2 separate regions of the Homo sapiens genome follow, and region 2 is linked to region 1. The links are chromatin loops, found by intact Hi-C in ENCODE. Cell type or tissue: A673. All regions are shown on one strand. Each heading gives the region's core, and the rest is flanking DNA. Links, peaks and the distances in the headings are about the cores only.

Region 1 (16,461 bases), core at 7,673-12,672:
ACTCGAAAAAGTTGAGGTGCCTCTGAAGGGCAGCTCCCCGAGGAAACTCCCAATTTTGCTGCCCTCTCCAGGTGTGCGTGTGAGTGTACTCATCTGTTGTTTCCATGTGTTAGTTAACCTGTATTTTGTGAGCTCCTGTCGCTACTATTGTTGGGCATTGGGGAAAAGAGAAATAAATGAAGATTCTTGTTTTCTCAGCATCCTGTTTAAGGAATATACCATCTTATATTTGGCGAGCTCCATAAGAGCAGAGCTACCCAGAAAACTGCCCCTATCTATATTGGCGTTTTTTCCCTAGCTTTTCTTTATCTCTGGAAACCACAGGAGCCCTTCGCCTCTTCATCGTCCTCCACAGCTCAGCTCTCTCTCATAGGCTGTCTGTGCCATCCTTCAAGAGGTCTGTGATACTGGGCAGGTCAGAGAATTGCTCTGTGCACGCATTTTCTCGTCCGAAAAAGGAAATTGCCTCTGAAGCCACTTGATGGTATGAGTTTTACAGGGATTTAAATTGACGTTACTGGTGCTTTTTTTTTTTTTTTAAATGGAATCTTACTCCATCTCCCAGGCTGGAGTGCTATCTCCCAGGCTGGAGTGCAGTGGCACGATCTTGGCTCACTGCAACCTCTGCCTCCAGGGTTGAAGCGATTCTCCTGCTTCAGCCTCCCAAGTAGCTGGGATTACGGGAGCCCGTCACCATGCCTGGCCAATTGTATTTTCAGTAGAGACGGGGTTTCACCTTGTTGGTAAGGCTGGTCTCTAACTCTTGACCTCAGGTGATCCGGCCACCTCCGCCTCCCAAAATGCTGGGATTACAGGCGTGAGCCACCGCGCCGGGCCCCAGTAGTGCTGTTCTAATTTAAAACAAACAAACAGCTAACACAGTTCAGACAGTTACACATGCAGAATAAAAAGTGTGTACAGGCCGGGCGCAGTCCATCCTGGCTAACACGGTGAAACCCTGTCTCTACTAAAAATACAAAAAATGAGCCGGGCGTGGTGACGCGTGCTTGTAATCCCAGCTACTCGGGAGGCTGAGGGAGGAGAATCACTTGAACCTGGGAGGCGGAGGTTGCAGTGAGCGGAGATCGCACCACTGCACTCCAGCCTGTGCGACAGAGTGAAATTCCGTCTCAAAAAAAAAAAAAAAAAAAAGGACCACTAACGTCAATTTAAATCCCTGTAAAACTCATACCATCAAGTGGCTTCAGAGGCAATTTCCTTTTTTGGATGAGAAAATGCGTGCACAGAGCAATTCTCTGACCTGCCCAATATCACGCAGCTCGTGAAGGATGCCGCAGACAGCCTATGAGAGCAAGATTCCGTCTCAAACAACAACAAAAATCTTGGTATAATATTTGGCTAGGCCGGGCGCAGTGGCTCATGCCTGTAATCCTAGCACTTTGGGAGGCCGAGGCGGGCGGATTATGAGGTCAGGAGATCGAGACCATCCTGGCTAACATGGTGAAACCCCGTCTCTACCAAAAATACAAAAAATTAGCCGGCGTTGTGGCGGGCGCCTGTAGTACCCGCTACTCGGGAGGCTGAGGCAGGAGAATGGAGTGAACCCGGGAGGCGGAGGTTGCAGTGAGTGGAGATCGCACCACTGCACTCCAGCCTGGGCGACAGATCAAGACTCCGTCTCAAAAATAAATAAATAAATAAAAATAAATAAAAAACATTTCGCTAATCTATCCTTATAAACCTTTTTAAAAAAACACTTGCTTTATAACATATAAAATCAGTATATGGGCCAGGCCCGGTGGCTCATGCTTGTAATCCCAGCACTTTGGGAGGCTAAGGCTGGAGGATTACTTGAGGTCAGGAGTTTGAAACCAGCCTGGCCAACGTGGCGAAACCCTGTCTATACTAAAAATACAAAAATCATCCCGGTGTGGTGGTGCACACTTGTAGTCCCAGCTACTGGGGAGGCTGAGGTAGGAGAATCACCTGAGTCTGGGAAGGTCAAGGCTGCAGTGAGCCATGATTGTGCCACTGCACTCCAGCCTGGGTGACAGAGTAAGACCTTGTCTCAAAAAGTAAAATCAGTATATGTAGCATGTTTGTGTTCCTAAATATACACGTCTACACAATTTTAAAAAAAATGAAATAATACCAAACCATCTTCATGGTTCCCCAACCCCTCTCAAGTTGTGATTCCGTAAGTTTACTGGTTTGCTAAAGGACCCAGCACTTCTGTGACAACCTCAAATGGCCATTCTGGGATCCTCTTCTGGGATCCTGAGGTGAGGGGTGCCCCAAGGACCTGGGTCTCAGACATCAATCGCAACTTGGCAGAAGCCCATCCTTCTCATCTTACTCTTTAGCATTGGAACTCAAACCTTTCTAGGTTTCTGCTTTCTTGAAGCCACTCAGTCGACAAGTTAGGCACTCAGTTTTTAGATGGGTGTTATTCCAGATCAAGGCATTTTGATGCGGACCTACAGGATGTGTCCTGGATATGTGGTTGAAGAGTAAGCTGACCAGGATTGCATAAGGAGGACAGTGTGGAGGAGAGCACAGGAGCCACAGCAGGTATCAAAAAGCTCCTGCCTTAGAGGGAAACATTTGTCAGATGGTGATGAGTGCTATAAAGAAACATGGGTATGAGGCTGGAGGGAAGAGCCAGCTAACAGAAGTCCAGAGAGGTGAGAGATGAAGGCAAGTTGGGTAAGGCTTTGAGAAGAAAGCACCCACTTTTAAGAAAAGTTAATTTCTTTCTCCCTCACCATGCCTCGTCTATCTCTCTTTACTTAGCTTCAATTCCATGGTTCACCATAATCCCCCTTCCTAATTAGTATTCACCATCAACTCCCTGGCCCCTTTCTCTTGCTTCATCAAATTTAATTGACAACCACAACCCTATTTACATCCAACTCTCCACCTACCTGCACCTGTACAGTTTAGAGTGGCTGGAGAAAAATCATTCAACCGGTGTCTCATTTTTAATTCACAAGCATCAGCCTCAGGAGGAAAATCAGCTTTTCTCTCATTGATTCCTTCTACTCTCTCTCTTTTTTTTTTTTGAGACGGAGTCTCGCTCTGTCGCCAAGTCTGGAGTGCAGTGGCACAATCTCGGCTCACTGCAAGCTCCGCCTCCCAGGTTCACGCCATTCTTCTGCCTCAGCCTCCCGAGTAGCTGGGACTACAGGTGCCCGCCACTACGCCCGGCTAATTTTTTGTATTTTTAGTAGAGACGGGGTTTCACTGTGTTAGCCAGGATGGTCTCGATCTCCTGATCTCGTGATCCGCCTGCCTTGGTCTCCCAAAGTGCTGGGATTACAGGCGTGAGCCACTGTGCCTGGCCAGATTCCTTCTACTCTCAAGAGAACCATTTCATACCTTCTCCCTTTCCTCAGGTCTCCAACACCTCCTCTCCCATCTTTACTTCCAGTTCAACTAGACAGGAAAATTGAAGCAATCAGAACAAAACGTCACAGACTCCATTACATCTACCCCCGTCACAGATGCTGCCTTCCCACCTGTTACAGATCAGTATCTCATGAAGCCTGGTCTTGGCCAGCAGCGTCAGCACCATTGGAGAACTTGTCAGAAATGCAAGTTATTGGGCCCCAACTCCTGAATCAGAAATCTTGCATCTGTGTTTTAACAAGTTCTCTCTAGAGTTTGAGAACCAATGTCTTTGGACTACACATGGTTCTGTCTAGAACAAATCCCTCCATTTGTGCATCAAATCTCAGTCTCTCAGCAACTCAAGAAGATGGCTTGGTCGGGTTTGGTGGCTCACAGCTGTAATCCCAGCATTTTGGGAGGCCAGGTGGGAAGATCACTTGAGCCTAGGAGCTCGAGACCAGACTGGACAACATAGTGAGATCTCATCTCTACATAAAATAAAAAACCAGGTGTGGTGGTACTGTAGTCCCAGCTACTCCAGAAGCTGAGGCAGAAGGATTGCTTTAGCCCAGGAGGTCAAGGCTACAGTGAGCCATGTTCATGCCACTGCACTCCAGCCTGGGAGACAGAGTAAGACACTGTCTCAAATAAACAAACAAACAAACAAAAAAAGCAGAAAAGATGGCTTCATCAAATCTCTTTTTCTCCCACATTATAATTTTACCTCTAATGGATCATTTCCATTAACATACAAACATGCTGTTGTTTCTCCTATTTCTTTTTTTTCTTTCTATGCTTTTTTTTTCTTTTTTTCTTTCTTCTTTTTGTTTTTGAGACAGAGTCTTGCTCTGTCACTCAGGTTGGAGTACAGTGGCGCAATCATGACTTACAGCAGCTTCCACTTCCCAGACTCAGGCGATCTTCACACCTCAGCCTCCTGAGTAGCTGGGACCACAGGCATGCACCACCACACTGGGCTTATTTTTATTTTTTGTAGAGACAGGATCTCTGTATGTTTCCCAGGCTGGTTTCGAACACCTGGGCTCAAGTAATCCTCCCACCTCGGCTTCCCCAAGTGTTGAGATTACAGACATGAGCCACCGTGCTCGGCCTGTTTCTCCTATTTCTTCCACCAGTTATTACTGCCCATTTCTCTCTTCCTTTTTGCAGCAAAACCCCAGAGAGGAAGCTGTTGCTCACTGGCTCCATTTCTGTCCTTCCATTTTCTCTTACCCACTCCAGTTCAGGCTCTCTTCTTCATTCCAGCAGAACTGCTCCTGGCAAGGCCACTATTCCACATTGCTAATTCTCAGTCCTCATCTTCTCTGATCTATAAGCAACCTGTGACATTGTTGATGCTTTTCTCCTTCCTTCCCTTGGATTCTGGCACAGCATGCCTCTTGATTTTCCTCCTGTTTCACTGGTTGTTCCTTTTTAGTCTCCTTGGCCCGGTTCCTCCTCAGTTCTTTGTCTTTGATCTCAGGGCTTAGTCCTTGACCTTCTGTCCACACTCACCAGATTTCGTCCAGGCCTGTGGCTTTAGTCACTACCCATGTGCCAACAACCCCCAAATACAGAGAGCCCAGAGATGTCTCCTGAACTCGTATATTCAACTGTCAACCCAGGCTTTCCCCTGGATGTTGGCAACATCTCAAACCCAACACTTTTTTTTTTTTTTTGAGACAGAGTCTCCCTCTGTCACCCAGGCTGGAGTGCAGTGGCACGATCTTGGCTCACTGCAACCCACCTCCTGGGTTCAAGCAATTCTCCTGCCTCATCCTCCTGAGTAGCTGGGATTACAGGTGCCCACCACTGTGCCCAGCTAATTTTTGTATTTTTAGTAGAGACAAGGTTTCACCATGTTGGCCAGGCTGGTCTTGAACTCCTGACCTCAGGTGGTCTGCCCGCCTCGACCTCCCAAAGTACTGGGATTACAGGCGTGAGCCACTGTGCCTGGCCTCAAACCCAACACTTTTAAACACAAACCTTGTCCTTCCTCATCTGCTCCATCTCATTAATAATGAACACATCCTTCCAGTTTCTCAGACCAAATCCTGGGAGTAATGTTTGGCTCCCTTTGTCACATCCTACATCAGATTAGTCAGTTATATTTTCTTGGTGACCATGTCTCACTGTAGCAGGACAAGCCGCAGACAAAACCCCTCAGACACCGAGTTAAAGAAGGAAGGGCTTTATTCAGCCGGGAGCTTCGACAAGACTCACATCTCCAACAACTGAGCTCCCCGAGTGAGCAATTCCTGACCCTTTTAAGGGCTCACAACTCTAAGGGGGTCCACGTGAGAGGGTCGTGATCCAATGAGCAAGCAAGGGGTATGTGACTGGGGGCTGTATGCACCGGTAATCAGATCTGAACGGAACAGGACAGGGATTTTCACAGTGCTTTTCCATACAATGTCTGGAATCTATAGATAACATAACCGATTAGGTCAGGGGTCAGATTAGGTCAGGGGTCGATCTTAACTGCCAGGCCCAGGGCACGGCGCCGGGCTGTCTGCTTGTGGATTTCATTTCTGCCTTGTAGTTTTTACTTCTTCTTTCTTTGGAGGCAGAAATTGGGTATAAGACGATATGAGGGGTGGTCTCCTCCCTTATCACCATATCCATCCTGGGCCAAGTCACCATCCTCTCATCTGGACGATTGCAGTAATCTCCTGGCTAGTTTCTATTTCCACCTTTGCTTCCTCCAGTCTGTTCTCCACACAGCAGCAGAGGGATCCCATAAAATGTGCACCAAATCACGTCGCTTCTCAGCTCACCCTCTCATGGCCCCCATCTCACTTAGAGTAAACGCTAAACCCTTCAACGGCCGACAAAGCCTTGACCATCTGAGGCCCATCTCCAGTCTCTCCTTACCTCCCGCTGTTCCTGTCTGCTCCACTCACTGTGGCCTCCAGACATGCAGGCTCCTGCTAGAGGATCTTCTTCCCAGCTGCCCCTTCCCCCAGAATACTCTTCCCTCATATATCTGCAAGGCCCACTTACTTCTTCACCTCCTTCAGGTTTTACAGCAGGGACGACCTAATCAGTGAGGTCTCCCGAATATCCTCTCTACACTCACCATCCCCATCCCCCACATTGCCTGTCCCCTTTGCTCCAGGCTGGCCACAGGGTGTGGTATATCTGAGATTCCACCCACCCCAGATCTGTGTCTTTCTACCCTGAGGCAGGGAGTCAAGAAAGCCAACAGAAAGCTGCCCAACAACAACAAAAAGGAATATGTCAGTAATTATTGGCGCATAGAATTTCAAGATTACAGTTTCTACTCAAATTCCAACTCCTTCTGCTTCACTAAAGTGAAAGAACACTGATGTGGGAGTCAGAAACGTTGGATTCTAGGCCAGGATCCACCACTACAGAGCTCTGACCTGTGACAAGCAAGTCGTTAGGCTTGGCCTGTTTGGGAAGTGAGGGACCTGGGCTGCATGATCTGTGAGATTAACCCACTCCCATCAGCATGTCTTGTGAGCTCCACTTCCAAAATAAATCCCCACATCGCCAGTGTTTCTCCACCCCCATTGCTGTCACCCTACCCATGCCATGGCATCAGCCTCCTTCCCAGGTTCAAGCGATTCTCCTGCCTCAGCCTCCTGAGTAGCTGGGATTTTTTTTTTTTTTTTGAGATGGAGTTTCGCTCTTGTAGCCCAGGCTGGAGTGCAGTGGCGCAATCTTGGCTCACTGCAACCTCCGCCTCCTGAGTTCGTCATTCTCCTGCCTCAGCCTCCCAAGTAGCTGGGACCACAAGCACCCACCACCACACCCGGCTAATTTTTTGTATTTTTTTAGTAGAGACGGGGTTTCACCATGTTAGCCAGGATGGTCTCGATCTCCTGACCTTGTGATCCGCCTGCCTCGGCCTCCCAAAGTGCTGGGATTACAGGCATGAGCCACCACATCCGGCCCTGTAACATTATTTTAAATCATGTAATACTCATACAATGGATACTATACAACTGAACAAAAGGTAAGAATCCATGTATTGATATAAAATGCTTTCTGGCCGGGTGCAGTGGCTCACGCCTGTAATCTCAGCACTTTGGGAGGCCGAGGCAGGCGGATCACAAGGTCAGGAGATCGAGATCATCCTGGCTAACACGGTGAAACCCCGTCTCTACTAAAAAAATACAAAAAATTAGCCGGGTGTGGTGGTGGGCGCTTGTGGTCCCAGCTACTTGGGAGGCTGAGGCAGGAGAATGGCGTGAACCCAGGAGGTGGAGCTTGCAGTGAGTCGAGGTTGCGCCACTGCACTCCAGCTTGGGCGTCAGAGTGAGACTCCATTTCAAAAAAAAAAAAAAAATGCTTTCTAAGATATATTGGTAAGTGGAAAAAACCCAAAGTACAGCACAGAGTGTATAAAATACCACCATTTGTATAACAAGAATGAGGGAGAGAATACATTTGCTTGTACATGTATATGTTATATCTGGATGGCTACAGGGGAAACTGATAACATTGCTTGCCCTATGGGGGCGCACTAGGCGGCTGGGGTAAGAGTGGGGAGCTTTTCATTGTGCATCCTTTTGCATTCTGGATCACATTATGTACCACCTATTAACAAGAAATACTTAAAAGTTGTGTACTTACTTTGTTTTCTCTCTCCCTACAGAGAACATAAACTTCATGAGAGTATACACCATTTGCTTTCTTGTTCACTGTTACCCCCTCAGCATTTAACACAATGCCTAGTACCTAATACATGCTCAATGCTTATCTACAGAATGAATAAATGAAAGTGAAGGTCTCTTCCAGCTCACTTCAAGAAGGTATGAAATGGATTCCAGGACCCAGCCATTCAGAGGAACTGAGAGAGATGCTGAGTTGTTTTTAGTATGGTGTACTGTTTTTCTTAATTGTTATCTTTTTTTTTTTTTTTTTTTTTTTTGAGACGGAATCTCGCTCTGTAGCCCAGGCTGGAGTGCAGTGGCGCGATCTCAGCTCACTGCAACCTCTGTCTCCCCAGTTCACACGATTCTCCCGCGTCAGCCTCCTGAGTAGCTGGGATTACAGGCGCACACCACCACACCCGGCTAATTTTTTTTGTTTTTGTTTTTGTTTTGAGATGGAGTCTTGCTCTGTTGCCCAGGGTGGAGTGCAGTGGCATGATCTCAGCTCACTGCAACCTCTGCCTCCTGGGTTCAAGCGATTCTCCTGCCTCAGCCTCCTGAGTAGCTGGGATTACAGGTGCGCGCCACCATGCCTGGCCAATTTTTGTAGTTTTTTTAGTAGAGACAGGGCACCATATTGGTCAAGCTGGACTCGAACTCCTGACCTCGTGATCTGTCAACCTCAGCTTCCCAGAGTGCTGGGATTATAAGCATGAGCCACTGTGCCCCACCTTTTTTGTAGTTTTTTAGTAGAGTTTTCACTCTGTTGGCCAGACTGGTCTTGAACTCCTGACCTTGTGGTCCGCCCGCCTCGGCCTCCCAAAGTGCTGGGATTACAGGCGTGAGCCACCAAGCCCGGCCGTTGTTATCATGTTAAAAAAAAAACATGACAAAGGGCCGGGTGTGGTGGCTCATGCCTGTAATCCCAGCACTTTGGGAGGCTGAGGCAGGCAGATCACTTGAGGTTGGGAGTTCAAGATCAGGCTGGTCAAAATGGTGAAACCGTCTTTACTAAAAATACAAAAATTAGCCGGGTATGGTGGCAAGTGCCTGTAATTCCAGCTACTCAGGAGGCTGAGGCAGGAGAATCGCTTGAATCCAGGAGGTGGAGGTTTCAGTGAGCCAAGATCGCCTTACTGAACTCCAGCCTGGCGACAGAGTCCCCCAAAAAACATCACAGGAGAATGTGTAGAGGGTGGATATGGAGGACAGGCCTGGTCACAGATGCACTTCCCAAGTGAGAGTCTTAGTAGCCAAAATAGCAGGGCAATGTCGTGCTCAGACTATACCCCAGTCATGGCCTCTGGGGTGGCAGCTTTAGATATAGGCAAAGCCACCCCATTTCCTGTGGCCTCAAAACATTCAGGATCATAGCTCCCATAACATTCCAGTTCCTAATGTGTCTTCTGCTCTAAATTCTAAATTCCCTGAGGTCAGGAACTAGGTCTGTCTGGCTCACCAGATAACCTGAGTTTGGCACAGAAGGAACAAAAGAACGAATGAATGAAAGAATACAAGGAGTTGAGAGAACTCCAGAAAAGCCAGAATCAGTAGCTGTCATACCCCATCTTGCCAGGAGGTGGCAGTACAGAAGTATTTTCTGAGATGGCTGCTCAGCCTGAGCCTTGCAGTCTGGGCACAGAGTCCCGTTTTGACCCGGGGAGGGAGTGGAGTTGGGTGATTTTTGAAAAATTTATTACGGGCTTATAAGAAGAGGCACAGCGGCCGGGCGAGGTGGCTCACGCCTGTAATCCCAGCACTTTGGGAGGCCGAGGCGGGCGGATCATGAGGTCAGGAGATGGAGACCATTCTGCTTAACACGGTGAAACCCCGTCTCTACTAAAAACACAAAAAAGTAGCCGGGCGACGTGGTGGGCGCCTGTAGTCCCAGCCACTCGGGAGGCTGAGGCAGGAGAATGGCGTGAACTCGGGGGGCGGAGCCTGCAGTGAGCCGAGATTGCGCCACTGCACTCCAGCCTGGGCAACAGAGCGAGACTCCGTCTCAAAAAAAAAAAAAAAGAAGAAGAAGAAGAGGCACAGCTGGGTCAGGGAGACTGCAGCCCCACAGAGACACCAACGCTATATGGGAAGACAAGTGCTATTCTGGCCCTTAGGAGCCCTGAGGAAGGAGGATTAAGTTTGAGGCATTTGGGGAAAGTTCACAGAGATGACATTTGAACTGGGCCTAAACATAAGGAGAATTTATCCAGTTGGAGGACATTCTGGGTAGAGGTAACAGACTCATGGGAAACTGGGGGAATGATGAATTGTCAAGGATGGCTGGGTTATCCTGAGTTTGGTGGGAGATTAAATAAAAAGTTCTGGTGAGACCTCACTTCTTGTTTTTTTTGTTTGTTTGTTTGTTTTTTTTTTTGGAGACAGAGTCTCCCTCCGTCACCCAGGCTGTGCAGTGGCTTGATCTCGGCTCACTGCAGCCTCTGCCTCCCAGGTTCAAGCGATTCTTGTGCCTCAGCCTCCCGAGTAGCTGGGATTACAGGCACATGCCACCATGCCTGGCTAATATTTGTATTTTTAGTAGAGATGGGGTTTCACCATGTCGGCTAGGCTGATCTCAAACTTTTGACCTCAAGTGATCTGCCTGCCTCGGCCTCCCAAAGTACTAGGATTTCAGGCATGAGCCACTGAGCCCAGCCTCACATTTTTAATGAAAGGACAACATTCATTCTTCTTTTCTTTTTTTTTGAGATGAGGTCTGGCTCTGTCACCCAGGTTAAAGTGTAATTGCGTGATCTCGGCTCACTGCAACCTCTGCCTCCCAGGCTCAAGCAATCCTCCCACCTCAGTCTCCCAAGTAGCTGGACTACAGGCACCCACCACAACATCCAGCTATTTTTTGTATTTTTTTGTAGATATAGGGTTTCATCATGTGGCCCAGGCTGTTCTGGGAATTGGGATTACAGGTGTGAACCACCATGCCTAGGCAATGAAAGGACAACGGTCTTATGAAATTAATGCAATGCATACAGAAGGGTCTGAAGAAAGTTATTCAATTGAGATTTATGTGTCAGGCATATAGTAGAGGCTCAATAAACTTGAGTGAATGAATCATGAATTCTAGGTGGTTTCTTTGCTAAATCATAGGTCTTTGCTGATACTTTAAGAGTGTTTTCAGGCTGTGTGTGGTGGCTCATGCTGTAATCCCAGCACTTTGGGAGGCCAAAGAGGGGGGATTGCTTGAGGCCAGGAGTTTAAGACCAGTGTGGGCATCAAAGTGAGACCCCCTGACTGTATAAAAATTTCAAAAATTAGTCTGGGCTGGGCGCAGTGGTTCATGCCTGTAATCCCGGCATTTCGAGAGGTCAAGGCAGGCGGATCACTTGAGGTCAGGAATTCGAGACCAGCCTGGTCAACATGGTGAAACCCCATCTCTACTAAAAATACAAACGTTAGCCAGGCATGGTGGTGAGCACCTGTAATCTCAGCTATTCAGGAGTCTGAGGCAGGAGAATCACGTGAACCTGGGAGGCAGAGGTTGCAATGAGCCGAGATCATGCCACTGCACTCCAGCCTGGTGACAGAGCAAGACTCCATCTCAAAAAAAGAAAAAAATTAGTCTGGAGTGGTAGTGCATGCCTGTAGTCCCAGCTACTCAGGAGGCTGAGGTGAGAGGATCACTTGAACCAAGGAGGTAGAGGCTGTAGTGAGCTGTGATCACACCACTGCACTCGTGCTTGTGTGATAGAGCAAGACCCTGTCTCAAAACAAACAAAAACAGCATGTTTTCAGCTGGGCAAGGTGGCTTATGCCTGTAATCCCAGCACTTGGAAAGTGGAGACAGGAGGCAAGAGGATTGCTTGAGGCCAAGAGTTTAAGCCTACAGTGAGCTGTGATTGTGCCACTGCACTCATCTGGAGCAAGACCCTGTATCTCACACACACACACACACACACACACACACAAATGTGTATTCCAGGATTCTTCCCCCTGTGTAAGAAGTTCTTCACAGACAGCTTTTCTTTACCCCAAAGACAAGAAATCCTGACCCCGAAAAGGGAAGGATTGCAATAACCAATAAGATCTCTGGCATCCAGAGCCTTATTATAGGATTCTCAAGTCCTGTCCCCAGAACACAGTCTTCTTTCCCAGAGCTGAGACAATAATAATTATTGCTTTGGCCGGGCGTGGTGGCTTACGCCTGTAATCCCAGCACTTTGGGAGGCCTAGGTGGGCAGATCACTTGAGGCCAGGAGTTTAAGACCAGCCCGGCCAACATGGTGAAACCCTGTCTCTACTAAAGATACAAAAAAATTAGCTGGACATGGTGGCTCGTGCCTGTAATCCCAGCTACTCTAGAGGTTGAGGCAGGAGCATTGCTTGAACACAGGAGGCGGAGGTTGCAGTGAGCCAAGATCATACCACTGCACTGCAGCCTGGGTGACAGAGCAAGACTCCGTCTCAAAAAAAAATTGCACATATTTTTATATTTATTTATTTTTTTGAGATGGAGTCTCGCTTTGTCGGCCAGGTTGGAGTACAGTGGCGCGATCTCTGCTCACTGCAAACTTCACCTCCCAGGTTCAAGTGATTCTCCTACCTCAGCCTCTTGAGTAGCTGGGATTACAGACGTGTGCCACCACGCCTTGCTAATTTCTGTATTTTTAGTAGAGATGGGGTTTCACCATGTTGGTCAGGCTGGTCTTGAGCTCCTGACCTCAGGTGATCTGCCCGCCTCGACCTCCCAAAGTGCTGGGATTACAGGTGTGAGCCACTGTGCCCGGCCCTGCTTATATTTTTATAGCAACCAATGTCATCCGTCACTTCCATGTGAAGTCCACTGGAAACATTTCAATCCTCATTTTTACTTAATTCAGAGGGTGATTTTTTCTTGAAACATTCTCCTTCCTCATTGTCTGACCCAGTACTCTTCAATTTGCCACCTGCCTCTCTCCTCTTCTTAGTTTCATTTGCCACGTCCTATTCCTCTCCTCTGTAGCCATTAAAGGTCCAGTTCCAGGCCCTGCCCTCCTCTGGCTCTAACCTCTCTTCCTGAGTGGTCTCATTCTTTCCCATGGTTGCAATTACCATCTGGGTGTTATCAGTACTCAGAACTCTCTCCATAGCCTTCTCTCTGGGCTCCAGTCCACATATCCAATAACATTTGTGACTTTTTTTTAACTTGGATGTTTCTTAAGATATCTTCTCCTCAAGTATACAAAAACTCTCATCTTCCCTAGAGAACCTGTTCCTCTCCAGGGTCCCTGTCATGGTGGATGTCTGCATCATCCAACTCGTTGCTTAAGCCAGAGGCCTGTGCGAGTCACTCTCGACTCGAGTCCTGAGCATCCCATCCCCTCAGTGTCTCCTGAATCTAAGACTCTCCGTTCCCACCACTTCCCTCATCTTGAGCCACCTCTTCTGTAGGCCATTCTCTCCTCAGTAGCCAAAGTGCCTCTTTAAAAATGCAAATAGGATCATACTATGTCTCAAAATTCTTCAGATATCTTCTTATTTCTCTTAAATAAAATCCAAGCCCGCCGGGTGCAGTGGCTCATGCCTGTAATCCCAGCACTTTGGGAGGCTGAGGCGGGCGGATCACCTGAGGTCGGGAGTTCAAGACCAGCCTGACTAACATGGAGAAACCCCCGTCTCTACTAAAAATACAAAATTAACTGGGTGTGGTGGCGAATGCCTGTAATTCCAGCTACTCGGGAGGTTGAGGCAGGAGAATCGCTTGAACCTGGGAGGCGGAGGTTGTGGTGAGCCGAGACTGCACCATTGCACTCCAGCCTGGGCAACAGGAGCGAAACTCCGTGTCAAGAAAAAAAAAAAATCCAAGCCCTTTAAGCATGACCATCAAGACCGTGTGGTCTGGCCGACGCCTGACACCTCTCAGGCTCTATCTCATGGTGTTTTATCCCCACTCTCCTTCAGTTAGTTTGAATTTCATTTAAACATTCATTCATTCATTCATTCATTCATTCAGGCATCCAGGTATTTATTGAGTGCCTTATTCGTGCCAGGTGTGGTGCGAGGGGCTTGAGTGTGAACAAGGCGAACCTGCTGCCTCATGAAGCCTCCAGGGCTTTCTCTTCCTGTGTCAGGGCCTTCTCCACTACTCCCCCTGCTCCAACACACACACTCCACTCCCCTCAACTACTAACCCCTGCTCATGACTTGGATCAAAATTCAATATCATTCCTCCCTGAAACGTTCCCTGGAGCTCTTGGGCTCATCCAGGAACCCCTGTTATGCATTCCTATGGTCCCGACCTTGCCCTTCACTGCCCACTTCTGATTCTCCTGATGGATCACAGGCTCCACGAGGCTAAAACCCAGATCTACCGTGTTCCCCAGTGCCTGGCACTGTGCCTGTCATGAACCCGATACATACTGGTTGAATGAAAGGATGTGTCCTTTTCATTTGGATCTGGTTTTTTTAGAACATTTGAGGCTATCTTAAATGCTGCCACAGCCGCAGCCACCCTTGTCAAAGCCTTGTACAATCAAGTCTACAATACTTCAACACTGTGCTTTTTTGTTTTGTTTTGTTTTTGAGACAGGGTCTCACTGTGTTGCCCAGGCTGGAGTGCAGTGGTGTGATCTTGGCTCACTGCAACCTCCGCCTCCCGGGTTCAAGAGATTCTCCTGCCTCAGCCTCCCGAGTAGCAGGGATTACAGGTATCCACCATCACACCTGGCTAATTTTTGTAGTTTTAGTAGAGACGGAGTTTCACCATGTTGGCCAGGGTGGTCTCAAACTCCTGACCTCAAGTGATCTGCCCTCCTCTGCTTCCCAAAAGTGCTGGGATTACAGGCATGAGCCACCACACCCGGCTCTACACTGTGGTTTGAAGGAGGCCACTGAGCCCTGACATCTTCCCGACTGGGGAAGGTAAACACCCAGCCTGCACAGAGGTCTGCTGCCAAAGCCCTTCCCTGCAGTCAAATCATCCTATGGGAAGGCAGCCTGAGGGTGTCACACAAACAACACGGGCTTTCAGTGGAGACGGATTCTAGTTTCCAGTCTTGCACTTACTAGTTGTGGGCACAGGGCACTCAGTGTTTCTGACCCTCAGCTTTCCTGCCTGTGGAGGCGTGCGTGATAACATGTGGGCCCCAGGGAGGAGTTCATGAGCTGTCGCAAAGCACATTGGGACCATGAGTGGTTTGCTTCTTTCCTCAACGTGAGGCGGTGCTGGTTAGTGGCTAGCTGTCTGGGTTCTGCGTCAGACAGACCAGTGTCTGAATCTGTCACTTCTTAGCCAGCCAACCTGAGAGAAGTCTCAGCTTCCTCACGTGGGAAATGAGGACAAAGTTGTACCTGCACCCCAGGGCTGTTGTGAGCTGTGAAACTCATGTGTATGCAGGGTTCATGTGTATGCCTCGTTGTGAGACTGGCACATGATAAGGGCCCAAAAAATGTGCTCGACATCGTGCCAGGGACCAAAAGGGAGAGAGAAAACTGATCAGCGGGTCGGGTGCGGTGGCTCACGCCTGTAATCCCAGCATTTTGGGAGGATGAGGCGAGCAGATCACCTGATGTTGGGAGTTCAAGACCAGCCTGACCAACACGGAGAGACCCTGTCTCTACTAAAAATACAAAATTAGGCGGACGTGGAGGTGCACACCTGTAATCCCAGCTACTCGGGAGGCTGAGATAGGAGAATCGCTTGAACCTGGGAGGAGGAGGTTGCAGTGAGCCGAGATCACACCATTGCACTCCAGCCTGGGCAACAAGAGCAAAACTCCACCTCAAAAACAAATAAAACAAAAACAAACAAACAAAAACAAACGATCAGCAGCTCTGATCTGCATTGGTGAATTCATAAGGGAACTATTTATCAAGCATCTAATTTGTGGAGGATCCTGCAGGGGCTGCCATCCAATGGGCTCTTGGCTCCCAAGTCTAGTAGAGAAGACACGTACATAAGCCAGGAAGCTTTCACATGTTCACATGGAAAGCATAAAGGGCCTAAGAAAGATTTCGTTTTTTAAAAAAGCCATAGCTGGGTGCGGTGGCTCATGCCTGTAATCCCAGTACTTTGGAAGGCTGAGGCAGGTGGATCATCTGAGGTCAGGAGTTTGAGACCAGACTGGCCAACATGGTGAAACCCCATCTCTACAAAAATACAAAAATTAACTGGGCGTGGTTGGTGGGCCCTGCAATCCCAGTTACTCGGGAGGCTGAGGTGGGAGAATCGCTTGAACTCAGGATGCAGAGATTGCAGTGAGTTGAGATCGCGCCACTGCACTCCAGCCTAGGCTACAGAGTGAGACTCTGTCTCAAAAAAAAAAAAAAAAAAAAGCCAGGGACTCAAAAATCTGTGTTTTTTTGTTTGCTTGAGACAGGGTCTTGCTCTGTTGCCCAGGCTGGAGTACAGTGGCATGATCATCGCTCACTGCAGCCTCAACCTCCCAGGCTCAAGTAATCCTCCCACCTTAGCCTCCCAAGTAGCTGGGACTACAGGTGCACACCACCATGCCTGGGTAAGTTTTAATTTTTTGCAGAGATGGGATCTTACTGTGTT
Region 2 (16,461 bases), core at 7,192-12,191, 74 kb after region 1:
CGATTCTCCTGCCTCAGCCTCCAGAGTAGCTGGGATTACAGGCACGCTCCACCACGCCTGGCTAATTTTGTATTTTTAGTAGAGATGAGGTTTCTCCATGTTGGTCAGGCTGGTCTCCAACTCCTAACCTCAGGAGATCCACCCACCTCAGCCTCCCCAAGTGCTGGGATTACATGCGTGAGCCACTGTGCCCAACCTAAAAAATTTTAATTAGCTAGGCATGATGGTGCACCTGCGACCCCAGCTACTCAGGAGTCTGAGGTGGGAGGATTGATTGAGCCTAGGAGGTTGAGGCTGCAGTGAGCTGTGATCACACGAGTGCACTCCAGCCTTGGTGACAGAGCAAGATCTGTCTCAAAATAATAATAATAATAATAATAATAATAATAATAATAATAATAATAATAAAAGGTCAATGGAAGAATCGAGAGATAACAAAAAGGAAATTTCCCAGAGGATATAACAAAAGAGGATGTGAGGAAATTAGAGGATCTATCCAGGAGGCCCAATATCTGACTAAGGGATTTTCCAGGGATCCCAGAGAAGGCAAAGGGGAGGAAATGGTATGAGAACGTTTTATACTGAAGGACATGAATCTTCACACACACACGGAGCTGCCAGTTCACCTAGGAGAGATGGGGAAGGAAGGAAGGTAACAAGTACTGAGTGGTTACCCTTAGAGGGCCCAAAAGAAATGAAAAAGAGCCACTTGAAAGCACACCGTCACAAAGTGTCAGACTACCAGGGATAAAGAGAGGAACCGACAAGTTATGCAGGTAGAGAGGACAGATCACATACAAAACATCAGGAATCAGAATGGTTTTAGATGCTTCAGTGGCAACACTGGAGTCTGGACAATGAGGGAGCCATGCCTTCAAAATTCTGATGGAAAATTACTTCCAACCTACCATTTCATCTCCAGTCAAAGAAATCAGAAATTAGGATAGAATAACGACATTTTCAGACAAGCAAGGGTGTAAAAATTCTACCTCCTATGTGCCCTGTCTCAGGAAGTGATTAGAGGATGTCTTCCACCAAAATGAAGGCATAGATCAAGACAGAGGAAGACTTGCAAGCCAAGAAACGGGTGCTCTAGCCGAGGAGGACAGGTGCGCAGCTGGTGTAGAATAGAAAGCAAACAGTGCAGATGGAAAGTGGGGAGGAGGCCGGGCACCGTGGCTCACGCCTGTAATCCCAGCACTTTGGGAGGCCGAGGCGGGCGGATCACCTGAGGTTGGGAGTTCGAGACCAGCCTGACCAACATGAAGCAACCCCGTCTCTACTAAAAATACAAAATTAGCCGGGCGTGGTGGCTCATGCCTGTAATCCCAGCTACTCGGGAGGCTGAGGCGGGAAAATTGCTTGAACCGGGGAGGCGGAGGTTGCGCCATTGCACTCCAGCCTGGGCAATGAGAGAGAAACTCCGTCTCAAAAAAAAGAAAAAAAAAAAAAAAAGAAGAAGCCGGGCGTGGTGGCTCACGCCTGTAATCCCAGCACTTTGGGAGGCTGAGGTGGGCGGATCATGAGGTCAGGAGATGGAGACCATCCTGGCTAACACAGTGAAACCCCATCTCTACTAAAAATACAAAAAATTAGCCAGGCGTGGTGGCGGGTGCCTGTAGTCCCAGCTACTTGGGAGGCTGAGGCAGGAGAATGGCATGAACCTGGGAGGCGGAGCTTGGAGTGAGCCGAGATCACGCAACTGCCCTCCAGCCTGGGCGACAGAGCAAACTCCATGTAAAAAAAAAAAAAAAAAAAAAAGAAAAGAAAGAAAGAAAAGAAAGTGGGGAGGAAAGGTCCAGGACATAGCTCATAGCTCACTAGGAAAACAAAAAGAACTGGTAGATTATGCAATTGGATGGAAGAGACATCTTATAGGTCTTTTGGAATGTTTGAGGAGATTTAGCAATATGTACACAGAACTAAGCAAGTGGAGAAAATTGGCGCAATTATTACCTCTGGGAAACTTAAATGTCTGCACTAAAAAATGTAATTATAGTATGTTCTTTGGCTTAGCAGTGGACAATATCTACAAAGTCGTAAGAATGTAAACCCTAAATATTGAGTTAGCTAAAAATGGTGATAAAACTATATTGGAGCCAGACATGGTGGTGAGCACCTGTAGTCCCAGCCACTCAGGAGTCTGAGGCCAGAGAATCGTTTGAGCCCAGGAGATGGAGGCTGTAGTGCACTATGGTTGCACCTGTGAATAGCCATTGCACTCCAGCCTGGACGACATAGCACGACCCCATCTCTTAGGATTTTCTTTCTTTCTTTTTCTTTTTATTTATTTTTTATTTTTTATTTTTGAGATGGAGTTTTGCTTTTATTGCCCAGGCTGGAGTGCAGTGGGATGGTCTTGGCTCACTACAACCTCTGCCTTCCTGGGTGCAAGCAATTCTCCTGCCTTGGCCTCCCGAGTTGCTGAGACTACAGGTGCCCGCCACCACACCCAGCTAATTTTTTGTATTTTTAATAGAGAAGAGGTTTCACTATGTTGGCCAGGCTAATCTCAAACTCCTGGCCTCAGGTGATCTACCCACCTTGGCCTCCCAAAGTGCTGGGATTACAGACGTGAGCCACCGCGCCCAGCCAAGACCCCGTCTCTTAGAAACAAACAAATAAACAACTATGTTGGGAGGATGGAGAGAGGAACAATTGAGTGATGTGATGAGTTAGCCCTCATCTACTGTAATAGGGCATTGTGAGGAACATTACTAGTGTTCACTAATATCTGCTTCTCCCTGCTTTGGGTCACATAGAAGACTATTTCTCAACCCCTTGCAGTTGGGCATGGCCACATGACTACTTTTGGCCAGTCAGCTTCAGGTGGAAGTGATGTGTCGCCACTGGACTAAAGTTTAGATGATCCTGCAGCTGCCTCTTCTCCCTCTCTGGTGATCAAGGGGGCCTTGGGTTAAGACAGCAGGGCCACAGGGGTAAAGCAGCCTGGAATGGCCTCTTGGAATTTAGATTGTCCTGGAAACACTGAATGGACTCTGTGAGAGAGAAACCTTTCATTTGTTAAACCACTGGGATTTGGGTATTTAGGCATAGCCTTGCTTAACCAAATCCACGCTTCAACAAGTACTATCTAAAATGGATGAATCAAGAAATAGCCACGTAAGCATATTCTTTAGAATTGTGGAGATAATCACTATAAGAATAGCTAAAAACATTCAAAGTGATTGCCCCTGGGGAACAGGACAGAGGAATAAGAGAGCAAGGATGGGTAGAGGGGCAGCTGTTCTCATTATTGTCCTGTATGACTTTTTACACTATGTAATTGTGTTACATTGGCAGAAATAAAATTTTCTTTTTTTTTTCTTTTTTTTTTTTGAGATAGGGTTTCACCTAGTCGCCCAGGCTGGAGTGCAGTGGCGCAATCTCACTGCAGCCTCTGCCTCCCGGGTTCAGGTGATTCTCCTGCCTTAGCCTCCTGAGTAGCTGGGATTACGGTGCTCACCATCACGCCTGGCTAATTTTTGTATTTTTTGTAGAGATAGGGTTTTTCCATGTTGTCCAGGCTGGTCTTCAACTCCTGAGCTCAAACGATCTGCCTGCCTCGGCCTCTCAAAGTGCTGGGATTACAGGCATGAGCCACCACATCTGGCCAGAAATAAAATTTTCTAAAAAGCTATATACATATATGTAATTTGGAAGGATCCTCACCAAGTCATGATAGTGGCTGTCTCTCGGGAGAGAGGGCGTGCTACACAGAACATGTGAGGAACTACAGATGTGGCCAGACCCGGGATGGCACTGTGGGAAAGGAGGCTACCCAAATGGAAAGCCAGTTTAGGGAGCTGTTTGTTTTTAGACATGGGGTGTTGCTCTGTTCCCCAGACTGGAGTGCAGTAGCATTATCAGAGCTCACTGCAGCCTCCAACTCCCAGGATCAAGTGTTCCTCCTTCCTCTGCCTCCTGAGTAGCTGGGTCTATAGGCACACTCCACCATGCCCAACTAATTTTTTTTTTTTGAGACAGTGTCTTGCTGTGTTGCCCAGGCTGGTCTCAAACTCCTGGGCTCAAGCAGTCCTCGACCTCAGCCTCCCAAAGTTTTAGGATTACAGGCGTGAGCCACCATACCTGGCCAAATCTGCCTTTTAGAGTGAGCCGCCAACTTACGTGGGTGATGAATTGTGGGAGAGGGAGGCTGCCGCAGTGTCCCTGTGCGAGCTGGTGAGGTTGGACTAAGACATCCACATCACAGATGTCTCTTGTGAGCCTGCTTTTTTTTTTTTTGAGACAGAGTCTCACCCTGTCACCCAGGCTGGGGTGCAGTGGCATGATCTAGGCTCACTGCAACCTCCGCCTCCTGGGTGCAAGCAATTCTTCTGTCTCAGCCTCCTAAGTAGCTGGGATTACAGGAGCATGCCACTACGCCCGGCTAATTTTTGTATTTTAGTAGAGACGGGGTTTCACCGTGTTAGTCAGGCTGGTCTCGAACTCCTGACCTCGTGATCCACCCACCTCAGCCTCCCAAAGTGCTGGAATTACAGGCATGAGCCACTGCGCCTGGCTGAGAGCCTGCTTTTTTGCCGGGCACTGCTGGTAGGCCCAAGGGTACAGCAGGGAACAAAATGGACGAAGTCTTCTGGCTTCAGGGAACTTACATGGGCGAGAGACCCAAGTGGGCAGAAAAGAAGATGAATGTAAGTCAGGAAGTGGTTTGTGCTGTAATGAAAAATGAAGCCGCTGAAGGAGCTAGAGAGAGTTGGTGGGGAGGATGGTACTTTAGATAGAGTGGTCAGGGAGGGCCTCCCTGAGGAGGTGACATTTGAATAGAGTCCTGAATTAAGTGATGGAGCAAGCCATGCAAAATATGGGGGGACCGGGGTTCCAGGCAGAGGCAAGAGCAAGTCCAGAGGCCCCGAAGTGGGGAGGTGGGAGCGGGCTTGACGTGTCCAGGGAACATCAAAGAGGCCAGTGTGTGGCAGGGGCACATCGGTGGAGGGGAACATGCTGGGAACTGAGATCCCAAAGGTAGTCGGGGCAGCTTGCAGAACAGAGAGAATTTTGGGAAGTCGCTGGGGGACTGAGAGCAGGGGAGTGGCATGATTTGTCTTGGGGCTGGAGAAGGGAGTCTACGGTGGCCAGAAGGACGGGGCGTGGCTGTGGGTGGAGGGGAGAGAGGGGGGCCGTGAGGAGAGGAGCCCGGGGCCCTACCTGGCGGGCAATCAGCGCTGGGCCGCTCAGCCCGCTTGGACCAACTACAGCAGCTTCATCACCCACTTCCCAGCATCCCAGCCCCCTCTGGGAATGGAAGGATCCTTCACAAATCAAAATAGCAGGCAAAGAACAGCCTCTAATTGTTCTGCGTAAGAGCAGAGAAATTAGACGAGTCAGCTGTGGGGTTGAGACCGCCTCCCACACAGCTGTGATCCCACACCCCACTGAAGACACTTCCTGAGACTTGCAATTCTGCTGTATCTGAGCAAAACTTTTTCCTTCTCCAGCCCCAGAGCAAATGACAGCTATTTGGGAGGGAGTAGGATAGATGCTGCCCTGGAGGACAATGAGTGAGTCAATTTCTTTTCAACCAAAAATACCAGTCACTTCATGCAGGAACAGCCTTAGCTGATGCGAGTTTATTCCGTCATTCAAAAACACTGAGTGCCTCGTCCTAGGTGTCCAGGGCTGGGCATGGGATCAGAGCGATTCTAAAGGAATGGAGGCATACAGTATGGGGCCACCCTTGGGGTGGTGGAAAGAGGGAGCGTGGGAGTCAGGAGGTCTCAGTTCTCGCCTTGGCTCCGCCACTGTTGCTGTGTGACCTTGGGTGAGTCCTGCTGCCTCTCTGGGCTTCAATCTCCCTGTCTCTCCCAAATGGAGGCTTTAGGCTACATAGTAATTCTCAAACTTTTGAGTTCATAAGAATCACTTGGGGTGAGGAGGTGCTTCTTAAAGATGAAGATTCCCAGGCCCCAGTTCCAGAGATAAAGATCGCTCAGATCTGAGGTGCAGTTCAGGACCCTGCATTTCTTCCAGGCTCTTCCGGTAATTCTGAAGCGATACCTCAGGCCACGCTTTAATAAAATCACTTCCCCTCAATGTGTCTCTCTTCCTGCTCTGGAATTCAAGGAGTCACTCATGTAACCCTCCTCTGGGTATCTCAGATCACTCCAGAGGCATGAGAGCAGCGTCATATAGCCCTGTCTCGGGGTGCCCGTGTGTTGCTGTGGTGGTGACACTGCATTTGGGAAGGTCTGGCTCAGTGTATGCAGTCTCCCCCAGGCTACCTGTTGCCCTGCCCAGGCCCTGGTGCAGAAGGGGCCATGGCTGTAAACTGGCCAAACAAGGGGCCAACTGTAATGTAGATAGCTGTGCAGGGCAGAGAGCATGGAGGGATGCTGGGAGTGCTGGGTGCAGAGTTTGGCTATAGACATCTGGCCTGGACCCCTGGGCTCATGCCTTGGGTTGGATGTGTGACCCTGTCACCTGCTCCGCTTCCCCACACCACTGTGGATGGGAAGAGGGATGCACTGTGGCTTCTGCAGAGAGGTGAGTCCAGTTGCATGGGGATGAAGAGGCCTGGATGGAGCCGCAGGAAGGACTGGGGGCTCTGGTCTACCACCGAGGACACCCAGGGGGTCTCAGACCCCAGCCAATCTACTAGGCAGTGTCCCTTCCTCAGAGTTGACCAATCATACTCCCCAAAGGCTAGGTCAGTGCCAGGAGCTAGAGAATCAAGTCACTCTGGTCTAGCCCCCAGCTCCATTCTTCACCTGTGAAGAAAAAGAACAGCGATTGTGTCCAGAGTGCTCTCCATGCATCAGGCTTGGAGCTAAGTGCTGTGTTAGCTTATTAAATTTTCACAGCCATCCTAAGAGGTTGCTACAAACATTACCCCTCTTTTTACAGTTATGGATGCAGAGCCTTAGAGAGTTCAAGTTTCTAACTCAGAGTCACTCAGCTAATATAATAAGTAGTAGAGGCAGGATTAGAACCCAGATTTGCTTTCTGCTGGAGCCCAGTTTTATTTTTAAACATATTGCTTAGTACCTTTCAGAAGATAAGTATTTTTCTTTTTCTTTTCTTTTATTTACTTATTTATTTTTGAGACAGTGTCTTGCTCTGTCAACCACTCCGGAGTACAGTGGTACGATCTTGGCTTGCTGCAACCTCTGCCTCCTGGGCTCAAGCGACCCTCCCACCTCAGTCTCCTGAGTGATGGGACTATAGGCACTCACCACCATGCCTGGCTAATTTTTGTATTATTATTATTATTATTGTTATTTGTAGATATGGGGTTTCACTGTGTCGCCCAGGGTGGTTTTGAACTAGGCTCAAGCAATCCACCTGCCCTGCCTTGGCCCCCCAAAGTGCTGGGATTACAGGCATGAGCCACTGCACCTGGCTTAGGATTTTTCTTTTTTGTTTTTGAGACGGAGTCTCGGTCTGTCGCCCAGGCTGGAGTGCAATGGCACTATCTCGGCTCACTGCAACCTCTGCCTCCCGGGTTCAAGCAGTTCTCTTGCCTCAGCCTCTCGAGTAGCTGGGACAACAGGCGTGCACCACTACGCCCAGCTAATTTTTGTATTTTTTGTAGAGACAGGGTTTCACCATGTTGGTTGGTCAGGATGGTCTCAATCTCTGGACCTCGTGATCCGCCCACCTCGGCCTCCCAAAGTGCCGGGATTACAGGTGTGAGCCACCACACCCGGCCTAGGATTTTTCTTTTTTTTTCTTTTTTTTTTTTTTTGAGACGGAGTCTCGCTTCTGTGGCCCAGGCGGGAGTGCAGTGGCGCAATCTCGGCTCACTGCAAGCTCCGCCTCCCGGGTTCACGCCATTCTCCTGCCTCAGCCTCCCGAGTAGCTGGGACTACAGGCGCCCACCATCACGCCCGGCTATTTTTTTTGTATTTTTAGTAGAGAGGGGGTTTCACCGTGTTAGCCAGGATGGTCTCGATCTCCTGACCTCGTGATCCGCCCGCCTCGGCCTCCCAAAGTGCTGGGATTACAAGCGTGAGCCACCGCGCCCGGCCAGGATTTTTCTTAAAACACCTTCTGCCAAAGTTATTCACAACCAGAGAAATCCTTTTGCTTCTGTTGTCGGGGAAAGGAGCGATGCCAAATCAGATAGTGCAGGGTTCTAGTCCCACCTTTGCCCCAACCCTTTTTTTTTTTTTTTTTTGAGACAGAGCTTCGCTTTTATCGCTCAGGCTGAAGTGCAATGGCGCAATCTCGGCTCACTGCAACCTCTGCCTCCCAGGTTCAAGCAATTTTCCTGCCTCAGCCTCCCAAGTAGCTGGAATTACAGGCACCCACCACCACACCCAGCTAATTTTTGTATTTTTAGTAGAGATGGGGTTTCGTCTTGTTAGCCAGGATGGTCTTGAACTCTTGACCTCAGGTGATCCACCCGCCTTGGCCTCCAAAAGTGCTGGGATTACAGTTGTGAGGCACCATGCCTAGCCTCCCCTGACCTTTTGCATGTCCTTAGGAAAGCTACTTCCCTTCCTTGAGTTTCATGTGAAACTGAAATCTGTGAAATGGGATTAATTACACATGCATTTCTTTCTAAGGTACACTAAGATGAAGACGGCCACCAACATCTACATCTTCAACCTGGCCTTAGCCGATGCGCTGGCCACCAGCACGCTGCCTTTCCAGAGTGCCAAGTACCTGATGGAGACGTGGCCCTTCGGCGAGCTGCTCTGCAAGGCTGTGCTCTCCATCGACTACTACAATATGTTCACCAGCATCTTCACGCTCACCATGATGAGTGTTGACCGCTACATCGCTGTCTGCCACCCTGTCAAGGCCCTGGACTTCCGCACGCCTGCCAAGGCCAAGCTGATCAACATCTGTATCTGGGTCCTGGCCTCAGGCGTTGGCGTGCCCATCATGGTCATGGCTGTGACCCGTCCCCGGGGTGAGTGAGTGAGTGCACCATGGCACAGGCCACTGACCACAGGAGGCAGTACATGGGCCTTTGTGGGCTTGCAGGGCACTTACCAGGGTGAGTGTAGGTGGCTCATCAGCAGAGGTTGGATTCTGATCAAGATCAATGATGGTGTGGTGGCTGGCCAGTGGGAGTGTAGAAGAAGGTCAACCAATGGGAATGGGAATAGCTGGCCAGGGGGGCATGCGGATGGTTGACTATTGTGAAGATGAATGACTGATCAGTGGTCATATGGGTTGCTGGCCAAAGGGAATGTATGAATTTATGAAGGAGATTATGGATGGCTGGTTATGTACATGTAGGTGGCTGGCCAGGGATGTGTGGATGTATAGAGAGATGGTTGGATGTCCAGTGAGGTGAGGGTGTCACTGACCAGTGAGCAGTGGAGGCTGCAAGATCTGTGGTCCCATTTTAAACTCCCTTTCATCCTAATTTGAAAACCACTGGCCTGGATGACCAAAGCAAAGCCTAGAGAATAGCCTGCAGGGAATGACAAATAGGAGCTAAAATGGTAATTATAGTAACTGCCTGTATCAGGGGAGCTGCAATAACATTCTCCAAAGCTCAGGGGCTTAACACTGTAGAGGTTTCTCTCTCACTCCCATCACAATCCAGTGTGAGTAGGAGGAGCACAGACATTCAGGGACCCAGCCTCCTGTTGATGGTTTCTGAATCTTCTACTGCTGGCATCTGGCCGGCAGATGAATATGGAGAGGGAGCGAGGAGAAAGCACAGCCACTTTAAATGTTGGTTGGGTGCAGTGGCTCATGCCTGTAATCCCAGCATTTTGGGAGGCCAAGGCGGGTGAATCACTTGAGGTCAGGAGTTCCAGACCAGCCTGGCCAACACGGTGAAACCCTATCTTTACTAAAAGTACAAAAATTAGCCAGGCGTGGTGGTGGGCGTCTGTAGTCCCAGCTACTTGGGAGGCTGAGGCAGGAGAATCACTTGAACCTGGGAGGCGGAAGTTGCAGTGAGCTGAGATCATGCCACTGCACTCCAGCTTGGGCGACAGAATGGGACTTGTCTAAAAAAAAAAAAAAAAATTTATGGCCCATTTCTTCTAGTGACAGCTGGTCACATGGCCCCACCTTAATGCAAGGAAGTGAGAAATATTGTTTAGAAGGGCTCCACAGACATAGTAACTAATTAACCTCTCTGAGTCACACTATATCATGAGATGTTGAGAAGGTTAAAAGAGATAATATGTGTAGAATACTTAGGACAAGTCCTGGCTCATCGCCAAGGCCCAATGAATAATAGCTATTAAATGATTAAGCCTGTGAGATAGACAAGGCAGGGACTCCTACCTCCATTTGACTGTAGGGAAACAGAATCAGAGAGGTCAGGTGGTTTACTTAGGGTCACACAGCCAGGCATTTTGTGGAATTTGGCCTGCAACCTAGGGTTCCTGCCCCCAGGTCTGTTACTCCTTCTAGTCCCTTTTGTGGAAGTTTGCAGAGGGTTGATGCTGTGGGTGGGAGAGAACAAGCTTCTTGGTTACCTTTGACCCTCACAAGGGCAGAGTCCCTGGTGCCCTTTTATAGCCTGTGAGCCATTGGCCTTGACTCACAGCAGAGCCCCATTCCTCACTGTCAGCCTTCAGCTTACGGGCCATTAACTGCATCCCTCCTGGGGCTGGACCAGATGGGCCTCCTCACTCCACAATCCCTCACACACACACTTTCCCAGTGTGTGCCATCAGCACTTATTGAACCTGTGGGCCACTTGCTGTGTGACCTTAAACAAGTGCTGTTCTGGTTCCTATACAATGAAGGTCTTGGATTCAGTTACTTCTAGGGGTCCTGCCAGCCTGATGTCCTGTGGACCCACTCTGTCTGTGGATCCCCAGCCCCTTCTCACTTCTTAGCCTCAAGTCCATCGTGTGGCTTCTTAAATCCTAGCATTCCAAGAGATCCTGGGAGTCCCCTGGGCCAGCCTCAAGGCTGTATCAGAATCCCACAACACCCCCTAAGGTGTTCATCCAGCCCAAGCCCACACTCCAGGAATGGGGAGCTCATTTCATCCTAGGCACCCTTCCTATCTCAAGAAGGAAGTCCTTGAGTTAAGCTGAAGTCTGCTTTCCTCCCAGAAGGAAGGAAGTTTTGTTTTGTTTTTGTTGTTGTTTTGAGACAGGGTCTCGCTCTGTCACCCAGGCTGGAGTGCAGCGGCACTATCCCAGCTTACTGCAGCCTCAACCTCCAGGGCTTAAGCGATCCTCCCACCTCAGCCCCCCAAGTAGCTGGGACTGCAGATATGCACCACCATACCCAGCTAATGTTTGTTTTTTTTGTAGAGATGGGGTTTTGCCATGTTGCCCAGGCTGGTCTCCAGCTCCTGGACTCAAGCAGTCCACCTGCCTCAGCCTCCCAAAGTGCTGGGATTACAGGCATGAGCCCCATGCCTGGCCAGGAGGTTCTTGTGATTAAGCTGAGACCTGCTTCCCTCTAGGGAGCCTGACCCTATCCTTGAGTCCTGGACTCCCCCACATATATGCCCCTCTTTCCCTGTGGGTACGCCAAGAGCTTGAACCCCACTATGCTAAATGCTTTAGGTACCTTAGCCTTTTCTTTTCTTTTCTTTTTTTTTTTTTTTTGAGACGGAGTCTCGCTCTGTCGCCCAGGCTGGAGTCCAGTGGCACGATCTCGGCTCACTGCAAACTCCACCTCCTGGGTTCACACCATTCTCCTGCCTCAGCCTCCCGAGGAGCTGGGACTATGGGCACCTACCACCATGCCCGGCTAATTTTTTTGTATTTTTTTTTTAGTAGAGATGGGGTTTTACCGTGTTAGCCAGGAGGGTCTCGATTTCCTGACCTCATGATCTGCCCTCCTCGGCCTCCCAAAGTGCTGGGATTACAGGCGTGAACTACCGCACCTGTCCGCCTTAGCCTATTTAATCCTTACGACAATCCTGGAGATGTGGGTACTGTCATTAGCCCCACTCCACTGAAGCTCCAAGAGGTTTAGTAATTTCCTTACACTATGTAGTAGGGCCTGAGTCCTGCTCCTAGCTCATGTTGTCTGTCTTAGCAGTCCTGTCCCCAATGGAGCTAGTTTGGAAATGGGTCAAGGTGCTTTGAGTTACTGCAATGACTGGCATTCAGTGGGCTGAGCTAAACGATTTCATTACGGCCACCCATGGACACAAAGGCTGAAAAGGGGCCAGGAGAGAACATAGGGGACCTCCCTGATGAGGGCCAATCCTGCTAGGTCTTTACGGATAACTAAGAGTTCACCAAGTACCGAAGCCGAGGAGGACACTCCAGACAGAAGAATCCCCTTGAACAAAGGCTGGGAGGAGGTGGTGGGACTTGCCCAAGCCTTGAAAGGGTGGGCAAGCAGGTGGGGGCCCCTTAGGCACACAGGCCCCTCACCCCGTCTGTCTTTCCTTGTTTCCGCGGCCCAGACGGGGCAGTGGTGTGCATGCTCCAGTTCCCCAGCCCCAGCTGGTACTGGGACACGGTGACCAAGATCTGCGTGTTCCTCTTCGCCTTCGTGGTGCCCATCCTCATCATCACCGTGTGCTATGGCCTCATGCTGCTGCGCCTGCGCAGTGTGCGCCTGCTGTCGGGCTCCAAGGAGAAGGACCGCAGCCTGCGGCGCATCACGCGCATGGTGCTGGTGGTTGTGGGCGCCTTCGTGGTGTGTTGGGCGCCCATCCACATCTTCGTCATCGTCTGGACGCTGGTGGACATCGACCGGCGCGACCCGCTGGTGGTGGCTGCGCTGCACCTGTGCATCGCGCTGGGCTACGCCAATAGCAGCCTCAACCCCGTGCTCTACGCTTTCCTCGACGAGAACTTCAAGCGCTGCTTCCGCCAGCTCTGCCGCAAGCCCTGCGGCCGCCCAGACCCCAGCAGCTTCAGCCGCGCCCGCGAAGCCACGGCCCGCGAGCGTGTCACCGCCTGCACCCCGTCCGATGGTCCCGGCGGTGGCGCTGCCGCCTGACCAGGCCATCCGGCCCCCAGAGCGCCCCTCCCTAGTGACCCGGAGGCCACATGAGTCCCAGTGGGAGGCGCGAGCCATGATGTGGAGTGGGGCAGTAGAAGGTCGGAGGCTTGGGACCGCCAGATGGGGCCTCTGTTTCGGAGACGGGACCGGGCCGCTAGATGGGCATGGGGTGGGCCTCTGGTTTGGGGCGAGGCAGAGGACAGATCAATGGCGCAGTGCCTCTGGTCTGGGTGCCCCGTCCACGGCTCTAGGTGGGGCGGGAAAGCCAGTGACTCCAGGAGAGGAGCGGGACCTGTGGCTCTACAACTGAGTCCTTAAACAGGGCATCTCCAGGAAGGCGGGGCTTCAACCTTGAGACAGCTTCGGTTTCTAACTTGGAGCCGGACTTTCGGAGTTGGGGGTCCGGGCCCAGGACCCAGAAAGGGCAGTGGTGGGGACAGTTGCTTGAAAACTGAGCTGCAAGACTGGGCCTCTGTGTAGTAGGGAGGAGCCTCCTGTGAGGGGAGACCCAGAGACAGGACAGCTGGGTGTGGCTACAGCTGAAGATTTGGTCACCAGATAGGGCGCCTGTGCAAAGGGCCTGTGGCCTCATCTTTGGATACGGGATACAGTCCCAGCCCTGAGTTCTAGCAAGGGGCAAGGCTCGCTGAGGTCCAGGTCCGACTTGACACCTTTATAAATAGAATATAAAAGACTGAGGGGCCAGGCGTGGTGGCTCAAGCCTGTAATCCCAGCACTTTGGGAGGCCGAGGCAGGTGGATGGACATGAGCCCAGGAGTTCGAGACTAGTCTGGGCAACATGGGAGACCCTGTCGCTACAAAAAATACAAAATTAGCCAGGCATGGTGGTGTGTACCTGCAGGCCTAGCTCCTTGGAAGGTGAGAGGATCACTTGATCCCAGGAGTTTGAAGCTGCAGTGAGCTATGGTGGTGCCACTGCACTCCAGCCTGGGGGACAGAGTAAGACTCTGTCTCTCAAAAAGGAGAGAGAGGGAGAATGAGGGAAGAAGAGATAGGAAGAGAGAGAAACAGTATACCTTTTATCTCTTTGACAGGCATGTATTTCCTTGGAATGGGCAGGAATCCCTCAGAATCGGTGGCCACAGTGGGGCTTGGGACAGGACAGCAGAGCGGGGGGCAGCCACTCCAGGATAGGGTAATAAGACAGGACCTTGGTTGGAGTAGGGTCCCCAGAACTGAGTACTAATGGGGGCCCAGAGGCTTGGGAAGGAGAAGGCTTCCAAAACCAGTTCGAAAACCCAGACCCGGAGTGGACCTCCGTGCCAAGGGGTGGTGGTGGGTGGGTGGAGGAAGAGGTGGGCTCCTGCTTCAAGGTTAGGTCTTCCAGTGGAAGGTGGATGCTTTCTGTGAGTCCCCAGGGCCCTAGTTTCTCTGGCCCAGATACTGGAGGACAGAGGACCACCTACTTAGATCCCGTAGATGGTAAGTGGTGCCTGGGACTCTTGAGGGCGGGGGGCGGGGTATGAGAAGCATCAGTTCGCACTTGGTGCTGGGTCCTGGGCCCTGATAAGAACCTGGATGAAATCCTCTTCCATTCTCCCAACATCTGGCTGCATCCATGTGTCTGGTGTCAATGACTCCAGTGAACTGGAACTGCCCATATGGGGACCTGACCTTGAAGGAACTGGGGGGAGAAGCTTTTGTAACTGCAATGCCGGCATCAGTGTGTGTCCCCCTCTGCCTTTCCCCCCAGGCTCCCCAGGTCCCCCACCTGCTCCAGCCCAGCTGTCCCCTTCACGCTGCTGAGAGTGATATCCACCTGGAGTTGGGTGTAGAAGTTTTTCTTTTCATTGGTTCGGCATTTTATTCAGGCACTCCTGGATCTTTGCTTCCCAGAATATCAGTGTCTGTCCTTGTTCTCTGTACCTCCCCCGTGCCTCATCTCCTCTCCCTCCGCTGCTGTCCCCTCCCTCACCAACACTGCCTCAGTAATGCACCCCTGACTCCCTATTGAAGCAGTGTGCTGACATCCTTGTAAAAACAAATTTAATTTTCTTCCTTTTTTGGGACAGATGGAAAGAAATTGACGTCTTTGTCTCAAACAAAAGAAAAAAGAAAAAGAAACAATATACTTCTTTTCCCTTTGACAGCCATGTCTTTGGAACAAAAGCTGGGAGGCTGTCACTCCAGCAGGGACTGAATAGCATGCAGGGGGCTGGGGACTTAGGCACCAAGAGGGGCTTTGGGCACATTAGGGGGAAGGGATGCTCTCAGAGGGCAAAGCACAGCCCCCTTCTCAGGGTGAGGCTCCCAGCAGCCCCAGACCCGGGGATGTGCCTCCTTTGGGAAATGGCTACCCCGGGTCCTGGAAAGATGTGGGGCCATGCCCAGCACTCACATCCAGCCTGCCAAGCCATTGTGACCTGGGGTCCCAAGCCACCTAGATCACTCTCACTACCTTGTGACCACAGAGACCCCTGTGTCTGAGGGTGGGAGGTCGTCAGCATGGCAGGAGACACTTCTCCTCATCAGGGGTCCTCCTGTGAATGCTTTGGGGGTATGGCAGAAAAAGGGACAATCTAGGAACTGGGGAAGACTCCTGAAGGAGGTGACATTGGAGCCAGGCTGTTTACTCTCCCTGCAGGACCTGTGTCCCCTCCCAGGATAGGCCTGTTTCAAGGCTGCTTGAAGCCCACTCACTGCCATCTCCTGTGTCTGTAACAGATCTGGCTGTTTTTTGCCCCTTCTGATATGTAAATCTGTCCTGAGGTCAGCAGGGCCCGGGTCCGGACCACGTGTGTTTAAGGTAGTGCAAACTTGTATTGAAATCTACTTCATGCCAAGCATGCACTCTGGGCATCAGGACTCGGAATGAGTCAGCCTTGGCCCTGCCCTCAGAAAGCCTGAGCCAGTGTTGGGAGATAAAGCATCAACAGATGATTGCACCTCAGTGTGATGAGTGCGGTGACAGGGAGCCCCAGGGAGGGTGTCACAGGGAAGTGCCTTTTCTAGCTTTTCACTAAAACACATGTTTGTCGCAGTTCTGTAAGAGGTGGAAAAGGGTCGGGGACCCTGAAGGATGAATAGGAGTTGGCCACCAAAAAGAGGAAATAGCGTGTGCGGAGGCATGGGGATGTTTAAATGCTTGGCAAACCCAACAAGTTGGGTGCAGCTGGAGCATGGGGCTTAACTAAGCTCTTCTGTGTGCCAGGCTCTCTGCCAGGTGTCTTGTGTGCATCAGCCCACCTGATCCTCAGGACAGCCTGGTGAGGAAGTAGTGTTATCCCCATTGAGGACAAAGAGAGCTGAGGCTGAGAGAGGTCAGGCTACTTGCTCCTAAGTCACAGGGCCTGTTCGTAGTGGCAGAACTTGGGTCCCTGGAATTCCAGGGTCCATGTTTCCAGTTAATTCCAGGCATCAGTGAAGTAGAAAGGCCTTAGAAGCTGGAACCCCAGAATGAGGTTTTGAAGACCTAAAACCAAATGGAAAAATCTAAAGGAAACGAGCAATTTTCCATGAACTTTTGTTCCTCCTGAAGCTCTCCAAATCTTCACGTTTCAGAATGTACTGTGCATGGTGCATTTTAAAGCTCTAAATTGACAGTGTAATTCTAGATCGTCACAGGGTTCTCAAAACTGC

Evidence for each region. A loop is a pair of places that touch in the nucleus more often than their neighbours do. Peaks named below come from ENCODE experiments on the same cell type or tissue, not always from the same donor. Only the 100,000 strongest peaks of a DNase experiment are listed, where the experiment ranks them.
Region 2: a loop joins it to region 1, with 4 times the contacts of the local background. A loop is called at or near these places in 105 of 110 quality-filtered maps.

What each region holds. Positions count from the first base shown.
Region 1 is chr1:28,775,723-28,792,183 of GRCh38, forward strand. No RefSeq gene overlaps it. Among named protein-coding and RNA genes, the nearest start is that of OPRD1, 28 kb to the right of the region's middle. RefSeq lists an enhancer at 10,024-10,073. In A673, for the core only: a CTCF peak has its summit at 9,552 (motif pointing right); a DNase peak (open chromatin) is centred at 9,589; H3K4me3 peaks cover 438 bases; H3K27ac peaks cover 355 bases.
Region 2 is chr1:28,850,426-28,866,886 of GRCh38, forward strand. It overlaps OPRD1 (opioid receptor delta 1), which reads left to right. Exons shown (of 3, transcript NM_000911.4): 2 at 8,529-8,878; 3 at 12,317-16,461. The coding sequence ends at 12,858. Among named protein-coding and RNA genes, the nearest start is that of OPRD1, 46 kb to the left of the region's middle. RefSeq lists an enhancer at 4,524-5,025. In A673, for the core only: no CTCF peak of the experiment used is centred there; a DNase peak (open chromatin) is centred at 10,086.